2 separate regions of the Homo sapiens genome follow, and region 2 is linked to region 1. A link is a contact called in ENCODE Hi-C or POLR2A ChIA-PET data. All regions are on one chromosome and are shown on one strand. Each heading gives the region's core, a stretch centred on a gene start or an enhancer-like site at or near the end of the contact. The rest is flanking DNA. Distances are from core to core; before and after follow the strand shown. Region 1 has its middle 16 kb from the start of MIR492. Region 2 overlaps NDUFA12 (NADH:ubiquinone oxidoreductase subunit A12).

Region 1 (2,780 bases), core at 196-2,695:
GATATACCTCTTCATGAAAATGTATGTTGATCAGGGACTGTGGGTATGTATAGGGTCAACATTCTCTCCCATCTGCTTTTAAGTAAGTGCTGACTTTGCCAGGCCAGGTGAATGAGCCTACAGTCATTTTAAGGTGGAAATAATTGGTTAGTTTAGACTATTTCAGCATTTCCAACACCTAGATTCTAGTAGATATTCCTTGAAAAAGGTGTTAGCAGTGGTGAGTCCATACAGGTCTGCAGCAACCTCAATTCTTCCCTCTTCAGAAGAAAATATTTGACACAGAGACCAAGGCAAGTTTTAGAGGAATGAAAGTTTATTCAAAAGCTTTACAGCAGGAATGAAAGGAAGTGAACTTGGAAGAGGGCCAAGGGGGTGACTGGAGAGATCAAGTGCATGGATTCCCCATTGACTTGGGATTTTATATGTTGTCATATTTCCAGGAGCTTGTGTCCCTTGTCTCCTGATTCTTCCCTTGGGTGGGCTCTCCGCATCCGCAGTGGCTGCCAGCACTTAGGAGTGATGCATGCACGGTATGTTTACTGGAGTTGTACGCATGCTCACTCGAGGCATTCTTCTCTTACCAGTTGAATGTTCCTAGAAGGTCATATACCAGTTAAACTTTGCCATTTTGCCTCTTTTTTGCTTGAGCCCACTGGCCCAACTCCTGAGATCTTATCAGGAAACTGCTGATTCCCAGCTTCAGGTGTTTCTATCTATTGGGAGACTGCCTTTCTCTGGTGCTGGCTGTGACCAATTATTATTTTATTTTATTTTATTCTTTTATTTAGATTCTCGCTCTGTAGCCTAGGCTGGAGTGCAGTGGTGCGATCTCGGCTCACTGCAACCTCCGCCTCCCAGGTTCAAGCGATTCTCCTGCCTCAGGCTCCCGGGGAAGCTGGGATTACAGGTGCCCGCAACCATGCCCTGCCAATTTTTGTATTTTTATTAGAGATGGGGTTTCACTGTGTTGGCCAAGCTGGTCTCAAACTCCAGACCTCAAGAGATCCGCCTGCCTCAGCCTCCCAAAGTGCTGGGATTACAGGTGTGAGCCACCGTGCCCGGCCCAATTATTATTTTAGAGAGACAGTTAACAACTGCCTGACCTCAGTGGTTGCCTGACACTCCTGGAGTGGGGCAGGGGAGCCCTCTTCTGCCCTGCTCAGGTCTAACTAGCTACCTACTATCACAAAAGGAGTCTGGTTAAAAAGGTATTGTGGCAAAAGGGAGTATAGTATGGGTTCCCCAACCTTACTTGGCCGCAACACCTTTGTGTGGCTGAGCATCTTGGGATCAGCAGCCTGCAGGACACTGGAAATTGCTGGACTGAAGGTCAGTGATCTGAGAGACAGGAAAGTACCCGCAGCGAGACAGTGCGAAGAGAGCAATTTTAGAAATACTTCTGCTTTTGTTTCTCAGTTTTTGTTTCTCGGTGCTTATTTTTAACCTAAGTAGTAGTCATTTGAAGCTCTCAGAAGCTCATGGGCTCTTATCAGATGAAAGTACCCCAGACCTTGCAGGATTAGGAACATCATCTGGCCTGAACAGAAGGTAAAATTGCTGTCTGATTTTCTTTTTAGAGAAACCTGTTAGTGAAGCTGGCGATTCAGTTCTTTCTGGTATACATTTAGGACCTGTTAAATATATATTCTGCCTCAAGGGGAAATCATATTCTAAAAAGTAAACAATTCATAGGCAATTCTTGTACCTTGAGAATCCATTAATGGCTTTCAGAAGGCAAATTTTGTTGTCAAGGGGACAGGTTATATGGGCAACTTGCTTCTATTAATACTTTTCTGGGCAGATTAACTAAATGAACTAATATTTAACTTGGTCTAATAGAATGTTAGCCAGAACAGTGCCTGGTAACAACAACAATAATACTAGCTAACATTTCTTAAGTGGTCACTATGTCCCATAACTATTATACATGTGTTAACTAATTTAATCCTCACAAAAATGCAATGAGGTAGCTGTTATTTTTACTCCCACTTTATAAATGAGAAAATATAGTAATATAGCATATTTTACATATATACAGTAATATTGTAGCAGGACGAGCTGCAGACAAAACCCCTCAGACACCGAGTTAAGGAAGGGCTTTATTCGGCTGGGAGCGTCGGCAAGACTCACGTCTCCAACAACTGAGCTCCCCAAGTGAGCAATTCCTGTCCCTTTTAAGGGCTTACAACTCTAAGGGGGTCCGCGTGAGAGGATCGTGATCGATTGAGCAAGCTGGGAGTACGTGACTGGGGGCTGCATGCACTGGTAATCAGAACGGAACAGGACAGGGATTTTCACAATGCTTTTCCATATAATGTCTGGAATCTATAGATGACATAACCGCTTAGGTTAGGGGTCGATCTTTAACTACCAGGCCCAGGGCTCAGCGCTGGGCTGTCTGCCTGTGGATTTCATTTCTGCCTTTTAGTTTTTACTTCTTTATTTGGAGGCAGAAATTGGGTGTAAGACAATATGAGGGGTGGTCTCCTCCCTTAATATAGCATAATAGTGAGGCTAGAACCAGTGATTGGCTCTGTATTCATAAGAGTGAGTAACAAAGCAAAGCAGATTTTACAGTAAGTTCTTTCTTTTTTTTTTTTTTTTTTTTTTTTTTTTGAGACAGTCTCGCTCTGTGATCCAAGCTGGAGTGCAGTGGTGCGATCTAGGCTCATGGCCCGCCTCCCAGGTTCAAGCAATTCTTGTGCCTCAGCCTCCTAAGTAGGTGGGGTTCCAGGCCCCAGCCACCACACCCGGCTAATCTTTGTATTTTTAGCAGA
Region 2 (2,780 bases), core at 79-2,578, 160 kb before region 1:
CACTTACTCATGTGGCTGTAGACAGACCTCAGAAGATTTGCTTCCCAGCTCATTCAGTAGACCTCTGCACAGGCCACCTCTTGACATGGCGTCTGGCTTCCCCAGACCAAGGTGGAAGGAACAGTCTTTTTAAACCTCATCTAGGAAGTGATATCCCATACTTCAGTTGTCTATTTATTAGAAGCAAGTCAATCAGTCCAGCCACACTTAAAATGAGGGTATTATACAAGGGTGTGAATACCAGGAGGCAGTGATCGTTGGAGGCCCTCTTAGAGGGTGCCAAGTAAGATGGGGTCAGCAGGAGTTGCTGATTGATTGGCTTTTGAGAGAAAAACCAGTCAAGGATGACTTCAATATTTTTGGCCTGAACTACTAGAGGTACAGTTACTGAGATAGGGAAGAGTGGAGTAGGGGGAGCAGGTTTAGAAGAGGTAGTCTACGTTAAGTATGAGAAGCTTGATAGACGACCACGTGAGAAGGTGAGTAGACAGTTGAAAACTAGCCTGTTGGTTAGGCTAGAGATTGATGCTGGAGATAGGATTTTGGTTTGATTTTATCTAGTGTAGTATTCAACTTAACTTTATAAATTAAGGGTTAGGAGAATATGACCTTCAGTTAAATGCCTAGCTCTGTTATCCTGGAAACCAGATAAAATTGTTTTAACAGTATTGCAATATAAAATCGACCTCTGATTGGGAAATTGCCTCTGGATTGAGAGGAATTAGAAATGCCTGGTGAGTGCTGCTGCTCTTAGAACTGGCATGACCCTGTGGGAAAGGGAATCCTGAAGCTATGCCTTTGGAGTTACTAGAGACGTTGGCTCTGGTGGAGCGTAAAGCTTTGAAGTTAGGGCAGCTCCTGCACCTGTCTCATGATGCTCTCATCTCCCTTGAGCCTGAGCTGTGTCATCTAGGGAGTTAAAGAAAATAGCTTCTGGGCCGGGCGTGGTGGCTCACACACAGCACCTTGGGAGGCCAAAGCAGGCAGATCATGAGGTCAGGTGATCGAGACCATCTTGGCTAACACAGTGAAACCCCGTCTCCACTTAAACTACAAAAAAAAATTAGCCGGGCCTAGTGGCGGTCGCCTGTAGTCCCAGCTACTTGGGAGGCTGAGGCAGGAGACTGGCATGAACCTGGGAAGCGGAGCTTGCAGTGAGCCGAGATCACACCACTGCACTCCAGCCTGGGCAACAGAGAGACTCTGTCTCAAAAAAAAAAAAAAAAAAGAAAAGAAAAAGAAAATAGCTTCTGGACGGCTGGGTGAGCTGTCACTTGCATGAACAACTGCACAGACTCCCAGGGAGAGGAACATCTGATGCTGCCCAGCTGGCAAGCTGTGATTCCTGTCCTCTGTCCTGAGTTCTCAGATGCCAAGTGTGGCCTATGATAGTCTTATGAGTCTGTTCAGTAGCTGCATAATCTCACCTAGGGAAAGATTTCCCTTAGAGACATTAGCGTTTTGGATAGAATTTTAGTCAGCTTCTCTGTTTCATTTAATGTTCTCTAATCTTATGGGAAACATTAGAAATCTTGTGGAAAAATGAGCTCATTTTATCTCTCTGGTCTAAAGGCCTTCACTTCTTTGAATCTACCAGCCACCAGTAAAGGCTGCTAAGTCCACCAGTACAAAAACAAAAGATGGTGGTGCAAACTTCTTGGATGGGCAGTTGAGCTACACGTGCCTTGAAAATAAGAAACGGATTGCCTAGAACCTAACACAGTCTGCTTACAAACTTGATTCATTCAACAAATATATATTGAGCACCCCCCTATATGTCAGGCCTTGATGGGTTTATATATTCACAGTGGTGAGTGAAATATGTATGGTCTTTGTTCTCTTGTAGTTTATAGGCACTTAATGAATACTAGTACTAATACTGTGTTCTAATTTAGTGTCTTTTTTTACAGTACCTTCATTTTCCTATATGTTTTATTCTCTTATGGGATCAGCAACAAGATATTAATTTCTTCTTCAGGAATTTATATTTAATTTGATTGAGTAGAATACCCTGAAAGTATTTAAGTAGATAACAAATAACATTTTATTTTATTTTGAGGCAGTGTCTCGCTCTATCACCCAGGCTGGAGTTCAGTGGTGCGATCTTGGCTTACTGCAGCCTCGACCTCCTGGGCTCAAGCCATCCTCCTGCCTCAGCACCCGGAGTAGCTGGGGCTACAGGCACGGGCCACCATGCCCGGCTACTGTTTGTATGTATGTATGTATGTATGTATTTAGTAGAGACAGTGTTTTGCCATGTTGCCCAGGCTGGTCTCAAACTCCTGGGCTCAAGCTATCCACCTGCCTTGGCCTCCCAAAGTGTTGACATTACAGGTGTGAACTACCGTGCCCAGCTCAAGTACTATTCTATACTACTTTTTCTTTCTTTTTTTTTCTCTTGTTCTTGTCTTTATTTTGTTCAATGCCAATTTTATTGCCTTCAGTTTTATTCTGAAGTTATCTAATTGCCACCGTCTACACAGTAACACACAGAAGTCTTCATTTTCATTGTTATGGTAGTTAGCATTTATATAGAATTAGTGTAGAAAAGTAGAAAGTTTGGGCTATTTCATGCACGGCTGTATAAAATTATTGTTTTCACTTGTATCAGAAGAAATAAAGATGTGCTTTTTGTGGTTTGAAGTATTGGAACCTTGAAGTCCTTTGAACCAAGTTAAAAAAAAAAACAAAGCAAGACATGGCTTGGTTAGATTTTTCTCTATTGCACGTATACCGTTTTCCCACTTGGTGGCACTTTCTGTTCATTTCTTAGTAACATG

The links. Hi-C counts contacts between places; a loop is a spot of excess contacts on that map. ChIA-PET counts read pairs that join two places held with the same protein, here RNA polymerase II (POLR2A). Pooled maps may share reads with other maps.
Region 2: a map of naive thymus-derived CD4-positive, alpha-beta T cell shows a loop between it and region 1 (19-fold over the local background). The contact joins two enhancer-like sites. A Hi-C loop is called at or near these places in 3 of 168 maps with a recorded cell type or tissue (OCI-LY7, naive thymus-derived CD4-positive, alpha-beta T cell and natural killer cell) and 7 of 50 pooled maps. POLR2A ChIA-PET finds 5 or more read pairs at or near these places in 1 of 52 experiments (WTC11).

Annotation. Positions count from the first base shown.
Region 1 is chr12:94,816,861-94,819,640 of GRCh38, reverse strand. No RefSeq gene overlaps it. Among named protein-coding and RNA genes, the nearest start is that of MIR492, 16 kb to the left of the region's middle. RefSeq lists an enhancer at 1,081-1,600. Within about 2 kb of position 1,445, at least 3 of the 41 ENCODE cell types and tissues checked have a DNase peak (open chromatin) inside an H3K27ac peak, as active enhancers do.
Region 2 is chr12:94,980,724-94,983,503 of GRCh38, reverse strand. All of the region lies in intron 3 of NDUFA12 (NADH:ubiquinone oxidoreductase subunit A12), which reads left to right. Among named protein-coding and RNA genes, the nearest start is that of NDUFA12, 22 kb to the left of the region's middle. Within about 2 kb of position 1,328, at least 3 of the 41 ENCODE cell types and tissues checked have a DNase peak (open chromatin) inside an H3K27ac peak, as active enhancers do.